2 separate regions of the Mus musculus genome follow, and region 2 is linked to region 1. A link is a loop called in an ENCODE intact Hi-C map of the cell type or tissue named here. Cell type or tissue: gastrocnemius. All regions are shown on one strand. Links, peaks and the distances in the headings refer to the core of each region. The heading gives the core; the rest is flanking DNA.

The links. Hi-C counts contacts between places; a loop is a spot of excess contacts. Peaks named below come from ENCODE experiments on the same cell type or tissue, not always from the same donor. Only the 100,000 strongest peaks of a DNase experiment are listed, where the experiment ranks them.
Region 2: it touches region 1 in a loop (4-fold over the local background); 15 of 42 quality-filtered maps call a loop at or near these places.

Annotation. Positions count from the first base shown.
Region 1 is chr1:127,829,846-127,839,417 of GRCm38, reverse strand. It overlaps Map3k19 (mitogen-activated protein kinase kinase kinase 19), which reads left to right. Exons shown (of 14, transcript NM_011737.2): 6 at 867-979; 7 at 4,793-4,883; 8 at 6,622-6,694; 9 at 8,888-9,147. Among named protein-coding and RNA genes, the nearest start is that of Map3k19, 20 kb to the left of the region's middle. In gastrocnemius, for the core only: no CTCF peak of the experiment used is centred there; a DNase peak (open chromatin) is centred at 5,480.
Region 2 is chr1:127,902,988-127,912,559 of GRCm38, reverse strand. Rab3gap1 (RAB3 GTPase activating protein subunit 1) reads right to left here. Exons shown (of 24, transcript NM_178690.4): 7 at 8,723-8,888; 8 at 2,610-2,709. Among named protein-coding and RNA genes, the nearest start is that of Rab3gap1, 39 kb to the right of the region's middle. In gastrocnemius, for the core only: no CTCF peak of the experiment used is centred there; no DNase peak of the experiment used is centred there.

The DNA of each region.
Region 1 (9,572 bases), core at 2,689-7,688:
GTCAAAAAGAGGAGACCGGATCTGGAAGTGAAGTCATAGACAGTTGTTAGCTACCACATACCTGCTAGGAATCAAACCACCTAGTTCCCTGGCAGAGCAATCAATCAACCAACCAATCAATCAATCAATCAGTGTTCTTAACCACTGAGCTACTTCTCCAGACACCCCCACCACACACACACACACACTTCCTTTTTTAATTTCAGGTTTTGGGAATTGATCTCCGCTCCTTATGTTTGCAGGAAAGCACTTGGTCAACTGAGCCATCTGGAGGTCAAGCTATTTAAGGGACTGAGTGGTCTTCACAAATCCCCCCATCACTTTTCACTCTGATTCCTCTCTCTTGCTATAGTATTATGGGGAAATCATCTTCAACCCATGAGAGTCTTCCAGGGCAATTCAAGAGAGCAAAAAAGACAGTTACCAGGCAACACAACCTTTAGTTTTCTAGGCAAATCTGTTTGGAAGAGAATAGAGAGGCTTCCTCCCACCCATGCACCAACAGAAATCCATTCAAGGGTTCATCTTTAGTGAAAGGAGAAAGGTAAACATCTTTCCTCTTTCCCCTGTTGATGACTCAGAGGGTTGAAAAGCTCTTTTCTATGTTCCAGCACCTCAGAGGGTGTGCCTGTGAGAATGACGTCATTAAGGATGAGTTGCTATAATTATGTTGAACCAAAATCTAACTCTTGGTAACTTTTTTTTTTCTTGAATTCATGTGTGTGAAGTATGTATGCAGTGTGTGTGTGTCTGTGTGTGTGTGTATGTGTGTGGTGCATGTACATGCATATCAGAAGTTAACATTAGGTATCTTTTTCTATTAAATTCCACTGTATTTACTAAGGCAGGTTGATTCTTTTTGACAGAAAGACATGCCGAGTCACTGCTTGACATCTGTCATGAGGCAGGCTCTACTCCAATGGAGATGACAGTTTCCCAAACTGAAAACCTCACCTTGCAGAGCATCAGCAGCAGTGAGGTAGGAGGAAATGGGGGGGTGGAGAGGGAAGAGGACATGGGAGGAGGGGAAGGGGGGAGAGGTGGCTCAGCAGTGAAGAGTGTGCTCTGCATCTACAGAGGATACAGGATCAGTTCCCAGCATCGGCATGATAACTCACAACCACCCATAACTCCATACCCTTTTCTGATCGCCAAAGATACCAGGCATGCAGGCAGTACAGACATATTCATGCAAGCAAATCATTTGTGTAGATAAAATAAGATGATTAAATCTTTTTAAAAACAGTTTAAAAAAGCACAACGATAAAAATGAAATGTCTGGTCAACCTACTATTTTATTTGTACTGCCTCAATGTTTTGTAATAATCATATATGATTTCTATAAATATCAATATCGTGTACACATATTTTTGAGGCAGTCTTGTTATACTGTTAGAACTTACTATGTAGTGTAAGCTGGTCTTGAACTCCTACTTTAGCTTCCCAGGATCCCATAGTATGTAACACCCCATCCAGCTGACTAATGACAGTATTAGTATAATCATGTTTAAATTGTAAATTAGGGGCTGGAGAGATGGCTCAGTAGTTAAGAGCACTGACTGCTCTTCCAGAAGACTTGATTCCTGGCACTCGCATAGGAGCTCACAACCATCTGAAACTTCAGTATTAGGAGATCTGACATCCTCTTCTGGCCTCAGCTAGGACTGCATGCATGTGGTAGACGTACATGTAGGCAAAACATTCATTTACATAAATTTAAATACGCAAATTAGCTAGTTAGGTTGTACCGAGAGTGTGTGTGTGTGTGTGTGTGTGTGTGTGTGTGTGTGTGTTTGTGTGTGTTTGTGTGTGTTTGTGTGTGCACATGTGTGTCTTAATTTCTACTGTCACAATAAAATCCATATAGCGAGTGAGTGAGATAATAAAGAACAGAAATTTAAGTCAGGCGGCAATGTTGCATGCACTTAATCCCAGCACTTGGGAGACAGGGGCAGGCAGATCTCTGTGAGTTCAAGACCAGCCTGGTCTGTATCACAAGTTCCAGGACAGCCAGGGCTACACAGAGAAACCCTGTCTCAAACAAAACAAAACTACAAAAGCAAAACAAACCAGAAATTTATTTCTCAGTTCTAGGGACTAAGGAGTTAGAATAGGTTGCTGTTATATGGCTTTTCAGACATAAACCCATGTCTAGCCATCTGTCAGAGTACAGACAATAGACCAAAGGAAAGATTCCATTCACAGCCAGCTCAGTGGAGCAGTGAGTTCATTAGCTTATTTATAGGATCATGGATAAGGGGCTGTATACAGAACCATGGATGACTCAAAGGCCACTGGATCACCGAAATAAATGGGCGATGAATCCGGGAAAGCTGCATCCTTGAAACTTGTGATCTATAAGTACCTCAATTAAAGAGCCTCTCTCTCTCTCTCTCTCTCTCTCTCTCTCTCTCTCTCTCTTCTTTTCACTCAGCCCCCAAGTAATTCTTTTTTACTGCTTATATAGCCTCAGGGTAGGTCAGAGTCTCGGTAGCTTTATGAGCTTCCTGACTCTTAGGAGTTGCCTTCTCTCTGCCGAAAGAATGTTTCAATTCAGTGTATGCACGCTGGAAGCCTTTGGTTAGTTCCTCTTTCTGGCTCACTGGTGTCTTGACTAGGACCACTCAGGCCACTATCAGGGCTCCACTCTCATGAAGTAATTCCCTCCTAAAGGTCCTACTTCCTCCTGACATCACTCTGAAATTTAGGACTCAAACATAAAATCTCTTTGGGAAGACAGACATTCGATCTGCCCCTAACTTGTATGTGAATAACACAGAAGGCAGTTCCTGTTTTATCTGTATTGAATTCTATGTCATAGGATTCTATTTATTTTATACATTTTAAATTTTTTTCATTAATACTTTCTTTCCAGTGTGGGAGTCTTTTCATTTCTGAGTATTTTTACCTTCTAATGGTATTTAAAAATTTTTAATTACATTTATTTATGGGGACTAGAATTCAAATGCATATTACAGTACTCATGGACATCAGGAGACAACTTTTGGGGATCAGTTCTCTCTTCCTATGCAGCTCCCAGGATCAAACTTGGGTGACCATTTTTGGCAGCAAGTGTCATTCCCCATTGAGACATCATACTTGACATTCCAACAGAGTTTTAAAGAAATCTGTTCACAACCTAGTTTCCTATGCTTTCTATTCTCCCCACCCTTCTTTCTTTAAGGTTTTAGAATCTTTGGGCAGTTGTAGTGTTCCTAAAGTTCACAGTGCCAGGGTCGTAGGACTTTGTTATAGAACTGAGGCCTAGATGCGCCTTTCCATTTAAATACGGTGTTTATTTTTGAGACAGGTCTCATGCATCCCAGGCCAGCTTCAAACTGCTTGCATAACCAAAAATGACCTTGAACTCCGGCCTCTGCCTCGGTTTCCCAAGTGCTGAGATTACAAACATGTGCCTCCATGCCCAGTTATATATGGTGCTGGGCACAGTCAACTACATCCCCAGCCTAGATGTAGAAAATTAAAAGCACAAAATCAATAGTAACAACTTCCATTAAAGGAGAATATCACCAACAATAACTCTGAGGCAGATGTTTCAGAAAGTAGTGGTGCTTGCTCCTACCAAGCCTGGCTACCTAAGTTCAATCCCTGGGACCCACATACTGCAAGTAGAAAACTGAATCCCACAAGCTAGCTTCTGACCTCCACATGTGCCCTGTGCCACAAGCATGTGTCCTCATGTGTACATACACACACACACACACACACACACACACACACACACACACACACACATATGCACGCGCTCAATAATAATCTTTTTTAAGTCAGGTGGTGGCGGCATACACCTTTAATCCCAGCACTCAGGAGGCAGAGGCAGCCTGGTCTACAGAGCAAGTTCCAGGACAGAAACCTTGTCTTAAAAAATAAATAAAAATAAAATAAATGAAAATAAGTTTTAAAAATTAAAGACAATGACTTCTATCATACAAAGAAAACATTTCCCTTTAAAGAGTTCTGAGTACTTCTTTATAAATCAAGTTGGCTTTCAAACATAAGGCTTATTTTCTAGAAGGCCAAAGGGAGTTTGGGAAGTTGTGCCCCATGATCAGATCAGAGAACAGTCCTAGAGAAAACTGTAATCAGCTTTGCTGCCTGCTTCCCTCTGGGGTTCTATCTGCAGTTTCCCTGGGAGCAGGGCTTTCTTGATCTTCTGTGATGCCCCAGGGATCAGCTGTAGGCTGACGTTGTAGCTCCTCGCAGTTTGCTTCCCTGTGACTGTGTCTGAAGGATTCTTTCCACTTATCCGTGCAGAGGGCATTTGTAGCAGCTTAAAGTAGAAAATACTGAGGGTGGGATTTCAGCTTTGATCTTCCATTGTCATTACGCAATTAACCGCTTCTGCTCCGGGGGAATGGAACCTTCCTCGATGTTTAAAGTCCTAAATATTTTATCCAATTTAGAAGGAATTCACAGTGTCAAAGTTTACCCTTGGAAGGTCAGCATTCACCCTGCCAACAAACTAGTATGTTGAGTCACCACCTTAACGTTTAGATTTTAAAAAGTGTGTATGTGTTCACACATGTGTGTATACATGTGCAAGCCAACCTTGGCTGCTGTTGCTCTAAAGCCAACCTATCACGGCTGGCTGACCCCAGGTAACCACACGTGCGTCTGCTTCCCAGGGCTGGTGTTACAAATGTGTGCCCCAACACCAAGCTTTTAAATGCGGATTGCGCTTACTGAACTCAGTTGCTCATGCCTGTGTGGCAAGTGTTTGACTGAGCATCTCCCCAGAACCTCTCTGAGCTCTCAGTCTGTGATCTTACAGGACTTTGACCTTGAAGATGACTTCAGCCCGTTCATATTGGCTAGGGAAGGAGCAGCTCCCAGGGGTGAAAACTGGCCACGAAGGACAGAAGGTATATCAACTTGTCCCTAAAGATAGCACTGTTGCTTTGGGGTTCTCTGGCAATTTCAGAAGTATGTGGTGAAATTTTGAAAACAACTTGCAAAGGGAAAGAACAGAAGCTGGAGAGACAGCCACTGGTAAAGTGCTTGCTTTACAAAGATAAGGCCCTGAGTTTGTTCTCCAGAGCCCACATAAAAAATGCCTGATGCCCCGGCCTACCTAGTGAGTGTCAGGCCAGGGAGAGACCCTGTTCCCCAAAGACAAAAACAAAACTTACAAACAAGAAATCAAGATGGACAGTGCCTGAGGGATGACACTGGCATCATGTGTATGTTCGTATACATAAACACACACATTCAGAAGGAGAGGGAGAGGAGGGCAGGGGGAAGGGATCAAGGAGGAGAGGGGAGAGGGAGGGAAGGAGGGCGGGAGAGAGGGAGGGAAAGAGAAAGAGGAGAGAGGAGAGAGGAGAGAGGAGAGAGGAGAGAGGAGAGAGGAGAGAGGAGAGAGGAAAGAGGAGAGAGAGAGAGAATATGACTAAAAAACCCTCCATCTTTCTGTTATATCCTTTATCTGGATCAGGCTTGGCCTGCTGCCCCTCCCTGGACGGCCACCTGCTCCTGCTCTCTGTGGTTACATAGTTACTGTTCCAGCCCAGCCCCAGTCTCATGCTTTCCATTTCCCATCATTCCTTTCCTCTACCTCTGTGCCCCGTTGCACTGTGCCAAGCAGCCTCCAGCCTTCCTTAGTCTTAGTCACTGCCTTTCTCCAGGCTGAGTACAGAGCATAACTTGGTAACAGTTAAAATAATGATCATCATTGATCCTGGAAAAACTGATGAAAACAAACGACCCCTGCCCCCCTCTGGAAGAGTCCTGTGCTCAAACTGCCTCTGACTTTCATAAACTTTAAAGCCAGGTCCTCAGAAAGCCCAACAGTGTCTCAAGTTGCCTGGGGGGGGGGGAGGGCGGGGCGGGGGGCTCTTAAGGTTTTAAACCTTAATAATTCAAAGAAACAATGATCTTTTTGACAGAATTTCTCTTTGTAGCTGATGGATTTCAGTTAATATAGGTTCTCTGGGAGGCAGGTGCTGTCTGTTATATTCAAGGGGAACTTTTTATCTCCAAACAGGACACTGATCAGTCAAAGACTCTCCTCTCCATCTGGAAGATTACATTTTAGTTATTTTTTTCTACATGTATATATGTGCGTGGATATACACATACCTCAGCCTATATACACAAGTCAAAGGATAATGTGCCAGTCGGTCCTTTCCTTCCACCATGTGGGTCCTGAACACTAAACTCAGCTAATGGGGCGTGTGTCAGACTCCTCACTAAGCAAACCTACCCTGTATCTGGAAATTAACATAAAACCAACCTTTCGATATTATGACTTCAAACTGTCATCCCAAAGCTCACACTCAAGAACAGTGCACTCAAGTCTCTCTCTCTCTCTCTCTCTCTCTCTCTCTCTCTCACACACACACACACACACACACACTTTCAGGATATTTTAGCCAAGTATATAATTTTGTGGTGGGCCACACTCACCACCATCCTTAGCTGGAGGTGGCACATACTTGGCACAACATGGACGTGCTGGAGAAATTGGCCAAGCCCCACCCCCTAACTAACATTTATTCTATGACCCTTAGGAGTAGACTTATCTAAATAGATTAAAGCATTTCATCCATTAGGAGTTCACTCCTTTCTTTCTTCATCTACTCTTGTCATGACTTTCTACAGGTGTGGAGATTATTGTGACGTTTCCACCGGATCCTCTCCAAGAAGCAAGCCAAGAAGACTTGAAAGAAAGCAAGTAAGGAATATCCTCCAAGGTACTGGGCTGTAATTTAAGTAGAAAAGATGGCAGTTGTGTGGCAATGAATGCGATGAAGAGGGGCTGGACAATAAATAGACATTTCAGGTGTGTGGGCCATATGACGTCTGTTGCAGTGATGGAGCTCAGCCGGAAAGAACACTTGCTGGCAAGCATGAGGATCAGAGCTCAAATCTCCAGTATCTATGTAAAATGCTTGGAATAGATATGTGTATGCCTATAACCCCAGCACTGTGGGGAGGTAGAGACAGGAGGATTACTGGGACTTGCTGGCTGTCAGCCTAGCTTCAGGTTTAGTGAAACACCTTGTCTCAAAGAAATCTTCTAACCAGTGTGGGACACCCAATGCCCTCCACTGGCTTCCATTTCAATGCACATAGGCAAATGTACCTGCACACAGAGGAGTAGCCCCCCAACACACATGTGCGAGCACACATAGACACAGAGAGAGAGAGAGACAGAGACAGAGACTGAAGGTCTGATTTGGCTTCAGGGCTATAGCATACCTACATTGTTCTGGAAAAATGCTATTCTGTAGCCCATGACCAGTACAAGACAATGTTAGTACAGACCATGAGGGTGAGCATTAGTAATTTGATAGTACAATCTCACATCCACTGATCAGTTGATGCAAAAACAGTTTTTGACTCTTGGCATTCTACTCTAGTTTTCATTACATTTGTCAAAAAGTATCACTCCGCAATGACTTGGAAGGTTGTAAGATGGCTTCTTCTGGCACTAGAATTCAAAAGTCAGAGACAGGAAGATGACTACAAGCTTAAGGTCAGCCTGGTTTACATATCTTGTTCTAGGGCAGGCGGCACTCTTGGGAAATCTCTTTCCCCAATGAGATGTAAAAAGTGTCTACCCCTCCTTATAAGGTCCCAAAGACAAACTAAAGCATGGCTCTACCAGAGGTCACTTAGAGAGCATCGGGGAGGGGCTTATGGGAGCATGGAAACCCCAAAGCAGCCACATTGGAAAGTCTTCAACCAGTACCGATGTTGGCTTCCCCAGAGTCAGGTATGGAGTCTTTGTCAATTAACCTTCCTTATCGTTTATACCCTAATACCTCCTGAGGTCCCATGCAATTAGGACAGAATTGTGTACAGTTGGTTGGCAGGACTAGCTAGAATCTCAGGTGAGGTTCCACGACCCTCCTAGTAAACTGGCTAGTGATAGATCTCCTACCAGCAGGAATAGTCAGCCTGATGGAAATGGTGGCTGTTTTGTTTGGAAGATTAACTATACAAAAGCAAGGCTCTGTCTTTCTCAAAGAACTAAACGATGGAGTTGGGGGTGCAGCCCAGCAGGCAGAGGGCTTTCTTAGCATACATGAAGCCCTGAGTTTGATCCTCAGTGCTTCATAAACCGGATATGGTGGTGCATGCCTGTAATCCTAACACTTGGGTGGTAGAGGCAGGAGGCTTCCAAGTTCAATGCCATCCTTGGCTACATAGCTAGTTTGGGACTAGCTTGTATTATATAAGACTCTGTTTCAAAAAATAAATAATAAAAATAAGGTAATAAAAGTAGCTAATGAAAATAGAAACCAGTTTCCCATTGCAGACAATTTGAGAGTACTGGCCTGGCTAATTAATTCGTTTTGTCTGACTCTCCTGTTCCCACGAACGGGGACTAAGAAAGGATCACTGACTAGGACTGAATCCAGAAGGCAGAGCTGGCAGGAGCAGGCCAGGACAAGCAGGGGGACTTCTCCTGGTAGGAGTCCACAGCCCCACTCAACCAGACCACGTGGGAACCAATTTTCCTAACTTCCCAACACGTTCTCTGGTCTGAGACCTGCAGATCTGGAGGATACTGGGAATGTACCATCAGTTTTCTGTAACTGGCAAAACACTTAAGAGAGTGTACAGAGAGGAATTTGGTTTGGTTTCAGAGGTTCGTTCCACAGTTGCTTTGGTTTTGTGGTGTAAGACAGCTGCACATCATGGTGGAGAGCAGGCTGGGGAGGAGGCTGCTTCCTTCAGGGTGGTCATGAAGAGAACACAGTGACAAGTGCCGGAACCCCCTCCAAGACATTCTCCCAGCCATTAGGTACCACCTCCTCCGACATCGTCATATGCAAGGGACCAAACTTTGATCACAGAGAGACCCCCTGAGATCTGAACTATACCAGCAAATGAGTTTTCCCCATCTCTCTCCTTTCAGTCAGGTGACTTCAGAGCATCAGGAACGGGAACAAGTGCATCCTGTCTCTCCACCAGATGACGCGGAGATGGTGGGCCTCACGGGGAGGATGCTAACCACACAGCCTTCACTTCTGAAGACAGACGGAAGTTCTGAGGAGCTCTGTGGTGTGGACGTGGCTCTCTCACCACCCAGACCTTGCTTAGACTCAAGCCTTGCTGCATCTGCAGCTGGGGAGGTGGCTCCTTGTGTTCTGAAAGAACAGCAAAGGCAATCTGATGGTGAGTCAAGCTCTTGCTTATGCGTGTACGTTTAGAGTATCCATACAGGTACATAATGTATGACAGCATATGCCCCCTCATCCTTCCATGCTCTCCCTCTCCTCACCCCTTCTTCCTGTTAGTTCCCTGTCCCTAAACAATCTTACTTCTCTGTTCAGGCCGTATTTACTCATATGATTTTATGTATCTCTATAAAAATATGGAAACCACAATTAAGAGGGAACATATTAAATTGAGCATTTAATTCTACAGTGGAGCTGGAGAGATAACTCAGTGAAGTGCTTGCAAGCACACGGATCTGAGTTAAATTCCCCAAGCCCATGTTTTTTTTTGTTGTTGTTGTTTGTTTTTTTGTTTTTTTAAAAAAAGTCAGATATGATGACATGCGCTTGTCACCGAAGCCCAGGGGAGGCTGAGTCAGAGGA
Region 2 (9,572 bases), core at 2,361-7,360, 73 kb before region 1:
CCCAATACAAACATAAAAGCTGGGCACAATGACAAACACCTGTAAGCCCAACAAGAGGGTGAAGACGGGCAAATCCTGAGGGCTTGCTGTCCAGACAGTCTAGTCGAAATCCTAAGTTCCAGGTTCCATGAGAGACCCTGTCTCACAAAGAAGACAAATGAACAAGGGCTGGCTGGGGACTGAGTGCATGGTGTCTACAGTAAGGACTGCAGAGTGGTCTCCAAGAGGGTGACTGCAGAGCCCAGGCCTAGGACACCCATGCAGGGACACCACAACTGGAAGAAGGAATTTGAAGCTGACTGCAGACCCAAATTTGAGAGCTGTGGGCCATGTGAAAGAAGCAGAGGTACCAAGACCAAAAGGTACCCCGAAGAGGGCACAGTACTAGCAGACCATGTGTATGAATGAACAAGCCCTGCACCTACAAGACCAAAGCCAACAAATGAAAGAAAAGGGATGAGGGCAGGCCAGGCCAGGCGGCCAGACAACCCCCAACACCCCAAGTAATATAAAAGCCATCAATGCCTTCTGTCTTCTTATCGACTTTACCAAATATGCTCTGCCTCAGCACACAGGGCCCACAGCAAGTACCCAAAGTTGACAGGAAAACGGATCCTGGGGCGTTTGAGCCTTCCCACAGAGGGAATTAATTATCAGCACCCCCATTTATTCTTTCCCATTTTGGTATTTGTTACTAAGAAATTAGTAAAATGTACCTCCCCCCCATGAATGAATGAATGAATGAATGAATGAAGTGGGAATGATAAAGGAAGACATCTGAACCTCTATACACACTGTTCATATGGTAGGCGCACATGCACACGCATGCATGTGCGCGCACGCACACACACACAAACACACACAGATAAATATAAATAAATAAAATTCAAGATAAATTATCTTATCCAACTATACTAAGAATCTAAGTCAGCATACCACAAAAATACTTGCGACATTCACAACAGCTCAGATATGGAACCATCCTTGATATCCACTAACAGATGAATAGGTAAAGAAAATATGATTCATATATACACAGTGAAGTTTGTGTCATAAAAAAAAATTATGTCATTCCCAGGAAAGTGGGTCATCATGTTAAACAAAATCAGACTGACCTGGAAAAACATATATTGTATGTTTTCTCTATATTTAAAGGGTGTACACGCCTATGTGTGTATGCTTATATGTGTGTGTGTGTGTGTGTGTGCGCGCGCGCGCGTACACACAAGTGCATAGTATGTATATATGCAGAATGTATGTATATTTGCAGGAATGAAAAGTCTAAAGAGAGAGAGCAAATGAGACAGTAATGGAGAAATGAGTCCAATATTGTTTTCTCTCATATGCAACATATATATGCATATATTTGATGACTTAAATGAACATTTCTTTATGAAACATCACTTTGTACAATGCATATATGATAATAAGAATTTTTAAAAACATTTTGGTCAAGTATGGTGGCACATTCCTTTCATCACACCACTCTGGAGGCAAAGACAGGAGAATCTCTGAGTTCAAGGCCAGTCTGGTATATATAATGAGCTCCAGGACAACCAGGACTACAAAACCAAACCAAAACAAAAATATTTTAAAGGAAGTACAGACATTATTTCAGAAACAAAAAGGGTTAAAAGTAGAGTACTGTGAGGCTGGCAAGAGAATTTAGCAAGTAAAGGTGTCTGCCACCAAGCTTGACAACCCAAGTTCCATCCCCAGACCCACATGATAGAAAAGAACTAACTCTCACAAGCTGTCCTGTGACTTCCTTTGATGTCACACACCATGGCACATACATTAAATAAATGGTATTAAAAGAAGCACTATAAACAACTATATCCAACAAAGCAAGCAGGAAGAAAAAAAACCAACGAAAACCTCAATTAGGTTCTATGTCCCCAAGCTGAGTTTGTCTAGAACTTAGGTGACGCATTGTTCATATCTGAGTCCTTGGCATAGCCTGGGATAATAATTAATATTAGATATTCTACAATCTTCTTCCATAAAACAATATACAAATTTATTTCTTCTTTTCCCCATACTCTAAGCCTTCCTAATGCTACGACCATACAGTCCCTCTTGTTATAGTGAACCCCAACCATGAGATTATTTTCATTGCTAAATTCATAACTAATTTTGCTACTGATATGAATCATAATATAAATATCTGTGTTTTAGGATCGTCATAGGTGAACCCTGTGAAAGGCCTGTTCATCTCTCAAAGGGGGTACAACCCACAGGTTCAAAACTGCTGCTCTTAAGGTTTCGACATTACTGTTTTCAGCTTATGAGGATGGCTTCTGTGACATTCTAAACATGGGTATTTTTATCATTCACTGTATGGTAATGCACACAATGTTCTATCACAGGGGTTGCTTTATAAATCATGTCAGCTTTCACAGACTGTCAAATATGAAATAGCACTGTCTCAAAAAGATGTGAGAGCTTTCTTCAGGAAAATAAAATTATACAGATAACAAAATCAGCAATTACATTTAAAAGAATACAGGAATTCCTAGTATGAAACACCATTAGATAATCTTAATTTCTTAATATATTTTCTTTTCAATCTATTTTAATAGGTTAAACACAGTTCCAAATGTTCTCACCTGGAGGCTGCTGAGGCCAAAAGTATTGCTGCCAATCCTGAAGCACGTATGTGAGCCGAATCGCAATGCTAACTGGAGGCAATGGAGTTAAAGGACAGCCCTAGAAACACATGCAAAGACAATACCATGTAAATGTTTTAGCCTGTGTTTAAAAACTTCAGCAACAACATTTCAAAGCTGAGAAACTAGAATTTTAAGTTTACAGTTTCAAACACTAGTGTATAGAGTCAAACATGAAAAAAAAAATAAGACTGACCCAGTTGTGTATAGCTTAAATAACCAAGACGGAAGATACTAGCTGAGCATGGTGCAGGCCGTTCATCCTAGCACTCGAGAGACAGAGGCAGACAGAGCTTTGTGAGTTTGAGATCTGAATTGTCTACACAGCAACTTCCAAGCCAGCCAAGGCTACATAGTGATACATGCCTTAAAATAAATAAAATTTTGGAAAGGAAAAAAAACTGCAATCCCAACTGACACATCTATAATGTAACCTCTACAAAGTAAGGCTCGGCGATCACCAAGGGGGGATGGAAAGATTTTAAGAGCCAGATCTTAACTTTTAATGTCTGTGTGCATGTAAGTAAGTGGTTGTAGGAATAGGTACAGCCTATGAAACTGGATAGGGAACCCTGAGTGGGGATCAAGAGGGACTGAGAAAGGGAGTGGGCGACACGTCACATGACATTCAAGTGGAACAGGGGTCACTGCAGGGAGGTGGGGGAGAGGAGAGCACAAGGAAGGGGAAAGGTCAGGGGAGAAGTGTCACAGAGACAAAAGCATCACAATGAAGTGCAACGGTTTTAAGCTAATAAACTCTGTATGGAAAGAAAACTAAGGAGGAAGAGACTACAGAACTTAAAAACTGGAAAAGCAAACTCCAGGAAATGCCACTATTATTTGATTGGGTCTTTGTAGAGCAAGAGATCTCTTTAACCTCTGCGTATTTTTTCCACAAATATTTTCATCTAATGGAAAAGTTATGTACGTTAAAAAAAAAAAAAGAAGCTGCTGCTGTGTTCTCACAGTCCCAGGCCATTCCAGGCCAGCCTGGGTAATACAGTGAGACTGAATGTCAAAATCCAAAGAAATAAGCATAAAGGTCTAAAAACAAGGCCAGGGAACAAATTACTTTAAAATAAAGAGCTTAAACTCTTTTTTTTTTTTTTTTTTTTTTTTTTTTTTGGTTTTTCGAGACAGGGTTTCTCTGTATAGCTCTGGCTGGCTGTCCTGGAACTCACTTTGTAGACCAGGCTGGCCTCGAACTCAGAAATCCACCTGCCTCTGCCTCCCAAGTGCTGGGATCAAAGGCCTGCGCCACCATGCCCGGCTGAGCTTAAACTCTTACCAGAAAAGAAAATATATATCCCATTAAGCAAAGTGATCTTCAACTTTGTTATAAAGCATAGTTGTATATTTATATGTGTGTGTGTGTGTGTGTGTGTGTGTGTGTGTGTGTGTGTGTGTGTTGCCTGCATGCCTGTCTGAGCCACGTGCATGTAGTACTTAAGGAGATCAAAAGAGGGCTCAGTTTGTCTGGAACTACAGTTACAGGTGGTTTTAAGCTTCTGTCACACACACACACACACACACACACGTGTGTGTGCTGGGAATCAAATCTGGGTCCTTTACAAGGCAGTGACCTTAACTGCTGAACCATCTCTCCAGCACCTATACTTTACTATCCATTTCAGTCACTGAATGTCACAGAGAGTTGTATACTTTTTAAAGTTTATCGATACATTTCGGGAAATGGTATCTTCAAGAAAAATTGAAATCAAAATTAGGTTTAATATTTAACCATAATCACTCATACAAAATAGATTATATTAGATAAATCGTTAACAATAGACTTAGAATTATCCATAAGTTCACTAACAATAATAAAAATTCTACGACCCTGACTTCTTGCCCACTAAGCAAAACAAGATTGAAACAGATTCAGGAGTCCCATGGGAACATCTTAAGCACAGGTTTGATTTTGTTCCCTTGAATACTATCCCCTGAGAAACAAAACTATAGAATCTTATAGCTCAGAAGCAGCCCCTACACATATCACTGGTAATTTAGGATAAACAAAAACTCATTTCAGAGACTAAGTACAAGGTGGGTATGATAAGAAACAAATCCAAACCTTAGCCTATTGTACCCTAGAAAAAGTATGATTCTGGTTGGGTTGTTTTTTTGTTCTTTGTTTTTTAAGGCCTAGTATTCAGTCATTCTGCCCTAGTCCTGGCAGTTCGGATAGATGTAGACTGAGATATCTGAAAAGAGTAAGGATCAAACATGGCACAGACACGTTTGTAGGTCCTAGGAAAGGCATTCTGAGAAGACTTGAGGGGCTACACGGGGCTCAGAGCACATGACTGTTACAATCTGACAGTGTGAATGAAGACATATTGGGGGATTACAGATGACATTAAATGAAGGACCAAGGCCACTAACATGATGGCTCAGTGGTTAAAGGCACTTGCCACCAATCCTGATGATCTGACCCCAATCCTTGGGTCCCACATAGAGAAGAGATCCAACTCCCTCAAGTTGTCCCTCTGAGATCCACACATGCACCATAATATGTATGTGAATGTGTGTGCATTTGCATGCACACATACAAAATAAATGCAATAAAAAATAAATGTTTAAATAAAGTAAATGTAAGGTACCAAAGTCTTGAGCACAACAAGGGTGCGTCACACTTTTCCAAAGAATGTAGCCATATGCCTGAAAAATAACTCCCCCTCACAGCCTGAGCAGAGAAACTCAAATTCCAAGATCACATAGACAACACTTCCAATATGAGCAGGTCAAGAAGCTCCAACTGCTACTTTAAGACCTGGTTCTACAATGCTCTATAGACAGCAACCGTGAGTTTATAAAACTAACACACACAACGGCTAGAAAAGTTAAAATTTCAAAGTAAAACTAATTTCAAAAATTTTGTTGCTGGTGAGATGGCTCAGTGGGTAAGAGCACCCGACTGCTCTTCCGAAGGTCCGAAGTTCAAATCCCAGCAACCACATGGTGGCTCACAACCATCCGTAACGAGATCTGACGCCCTCTTCTGGAGTGTCTGAAGACAGCTACAGTGTACTTACATATAATAAATAAATAAATAAATAAATAAATCTTTAAAAAATTTTTTTTTGCTTTATTTTCTGTGTTTGAGTGCTTTCCTGCATGAATGAATGTTTACATGACACTTGAGTGCCTGGTGCCTGTGAAGGCCAGAAAGAAGGTATCAGATCCCCTGGAACTGGTGTAACAGGTAGATGTGAGCCACAATGTAGGTGCTGGGAATGGAACCCAGGTCCTCTGAGAGCAGTCAATGCTCTTAACCATGGAGCCACCTCTCTGGGCCCAAATAAAACTTTTATTAAAAAGAATAGGCAAAAAGTATAGTTCTAAAACAAATATACAAATTAGCTATTAAATTATAAAACCATGATTTATAAGGAACATGAAATAACTAAACATATTAAAGTTGAAAAGGAAAAGCACTGAGAAGGTTCAAATATTTAGTAGTATGGTGGAAGAGATTTAAAGCTGTACTTTATGTGACAGCAAATGGCAAAACTGGGCCCATCAACAGGAACTCTTTCCTAAAAGTTAGTGCTCTATGAAATGAAATCAGCTACTCTATCTCAGGTGACAGTTAAAGGGTAATTTTATAAAGATGTGGACAGCTTTAACTATGAAGAAAACGTTACAGTGCTCAACTACCTTAACTTCAATTTTCTCAGATCAATTTTGAGAGAAGCCAACCATCAAGAGTTCTTTAAAACTGTGAAAGGCTGAGAGGTGACATGGTAAACTAACAATGCTTTTCATTTAAAACCTCAGCTATTGACAGCCAAAATCTAAGTTAGGCTTCACACATCAAGACAGTCTCTTTAAAATAGAAGTTTCCAAAGAGAAATGTTGAGCTACACAGAAGTAATACAAAAATATCTGAAAATGTTCATTACTATTTCTTAAAAGGAATAAGATTTTTGAAGGCTTTTTTACAATAAAGTTTTAGTTACAAAAAGAAAAGAGAAATTACTTCTGACCATTAAAAAAGAAACAAGAAGCCAGGTATGGTGAGGTATGCCTTTAATCCCAGCACTTGGGAGGCAGAGACAGGCAGATCTCTGTGAGTTCAAAGCCAGTCAGGTATACAAAGCAAGTCCAGGACAGCCAGGGCTACACAGAGAAATTCTGTCTTGGAAAAACCAAAAAAAGAAGGGATAAGATTATAAATATTGGCATCAGACCAGAAATTTCACAAAATGCTAATTAAATACTTCTGATGTTTAAAAAGAAAAAAAAAAAGGAAATGAAGAGAAATCAACACAAAGTTGGGCTTTTCAAAAAAAAAAAAAAATTCCCACCATATTATATACAGAATTAGATAGTTCAGATTTCAGAGCCCAGAAGACTTGGGTAACAAAGTTACTACATACATCAAATGTTTCCAAGACTGATTTTTAATTGAGACAACCACAAAAGATTATGTTAAGAAAAAATAAATGATAAAAAGAAGACCTGACTTTAAAATTCCTATCCTGTATTTCAGATGGATTTGAGTTTGGCTGGCCAGGCAGCCTGCCTCCTTCCAAGCTTCAATTCTTCCTTTTTATAGTACTGGGAATGTTCTTAGTTATTGTTTCATTGCTGTGGAGACACCATGACTAAGGCAATTTACAAAGGGAGGCAAGTAACTGGGGCTTGCTTACTGTTTCAGAGGGTTAATCTGTAACATCATGGCAGGGAAGCATGCTGGCAAACAGGCTGGCCAGCGGAGCCCTATCCCTCCCTGGCTGAGAGCTTTACATCCTGATCTGCAGGCAGTAGGCAGAGAATGGAAAAAGACACTTGGCCTGGCATGGGCTTTTAAAACCTCAAAGCCTACCTCCAGTGACATTCCTCTCAAATAGGACACCTCCTAATTCTTCTCAGACTGCACTAACTGGGGATCAAGATTTAAACACAAGAGCCCATGGGGGCTATTCTCATTCAAACCACCACAGCACTGGAGATAGAACAAAGACTCTCATGCATGCTAGGCAGGCTTTCTACTACACTAAGCCAAACCTCTGGTTCCGTGCTTTTCTAATCAAGTTCTAATCCTAACAAACAATACCTATTTAAAACAGAGAAATTCCTTTTTAAAATAATAAAACCTTGCAAAGTTGGAAAATGAATATAATCAACACTCACATGACTTGTACCAAGTTCTGTGGCACAGAACCCTCCCCTCCACGTGTATTTTTTTCCTGAACCCTTTAAAATGTGTAATCACCAAGGCAGTTAGTTCACTTCTCAGTACCTCAGCAACTACTTAAGAAGGATGTTTTCCTATGCAGCTTCAATGTTTAACACAAGAAATCTAACATCAACACTAATTTTTAAATACTCAGTACATATTAAAACTATCCCAACAATCCTAAACCAGGTCTTCCCTGTCTGCTCTGCCTTGATCGAGTAAAAACCATTCACTGTACGCGGCAGTCATCTCATTCACCTTCTTTAATCTAAACAGCTGCAGCGTTTATTTCATGAGTCTAGACCAATTACTCTGTTAAAAAAGTTCAACTTTGGAAATAAGCGGTTGCTTTTACACATTTTACACATTTCTATTTATGTTAAACATCCAGACAGAAACACTGCTCAGATGCGTCCTCCTGAGTGGGTCACACTAAAGAAAAATGCAATATCAGTTGGTTTTTTCTTTTCAATTCATTTTCCTTTTCTTTTTATATTTTAGGTTTATGGGGGGGTTGCTGCATGTGTACCTGTGCACCACATGTGTGTCTGGTGCCCTCAGAGGTCAGAAGAGGACACTGGAGTGAGTCCCTGGAACTGGGGTTACAAAAGACTGAGAGCCACCCTGTGGGTGCTGGAATGGAAGCCAAAGCCTCTGGAAGAACTGCTGAGTCATCTCTCCAACTCAATTAATTTTTTAACTAATATATAAAATCATAAATTTAACTTACATAATTTATTTCAGTTTGCTAATCAAGTTTGATTACAATTTATTACATAATTGATGATAGAAAATTTCTATATACTCAAATTACCAAACTGCTTTTATTTTATTCCAAATAAGACTGACACCACCAACGTCAACTCACAATTTTGGATTTGAAGATGTCCAGCAGGCCTGACAAATGAGTGTACTGACTTGGCACTTTTCGAAGATGAACCATTTCAAAGTCAGTACGAACACCAGGACCTTGACATTCTCCCATGTACATTCGTCGCCATTTGTGATGTATTTGGACAAACAGTGGTACCTGGCTAAAGAATATGGGTAAAAAGGAGCAGAAATTAGGCTCACTCATTAAACAGTAAATATCCTAAACCTCAAAACTGTCCTGTTTATTTAATGTCAGATATTTTCAATCTCTATAGGAAGAATACAGATTCCCATTCATTACAAAGATACACTTAGCTTCTCCTCTCCTTACCCTAACAAACTGATGAAGCCTATTGGCACTTTAGCAAAAGAAAAAAACTTTAAAACCAACTCTGTGAAGTATTTCTTTATCATTTAAAGGTAGAGTTAATTTTCACCATTCACAGGTTTCTGTTTCTGTAAATTAAAACTGCATCTGTAACCCCCAAAACAACACTAGCAGTACAGAGTATGTGCAGATCTGCAGTGCAGAAAGATGCTGAGTCTCTAAGTTAATGTTTCAGATGAACTCAAATTAGGTAATGATTCACCTTCCTGTCTCAACTCTCAGACTATAAAAAAGTAAGTGTCCTTTGATGATCTAGGTGGATCTGAAAGCAAGCAGTGTTCCTAAGAGCCAGAAGGCTGTCATATGTCTTACAGACAGAAGAAATGTGTAAAAAATGATTCATTCAAACATGAGTTACAAGCTTCCATGAGTTGGCTATGAGCTCAATCTCAGTGGATCAGCAATATATATTAACATACAGGAGCATAAAATGACACCCTTAAACAGAGACATACAT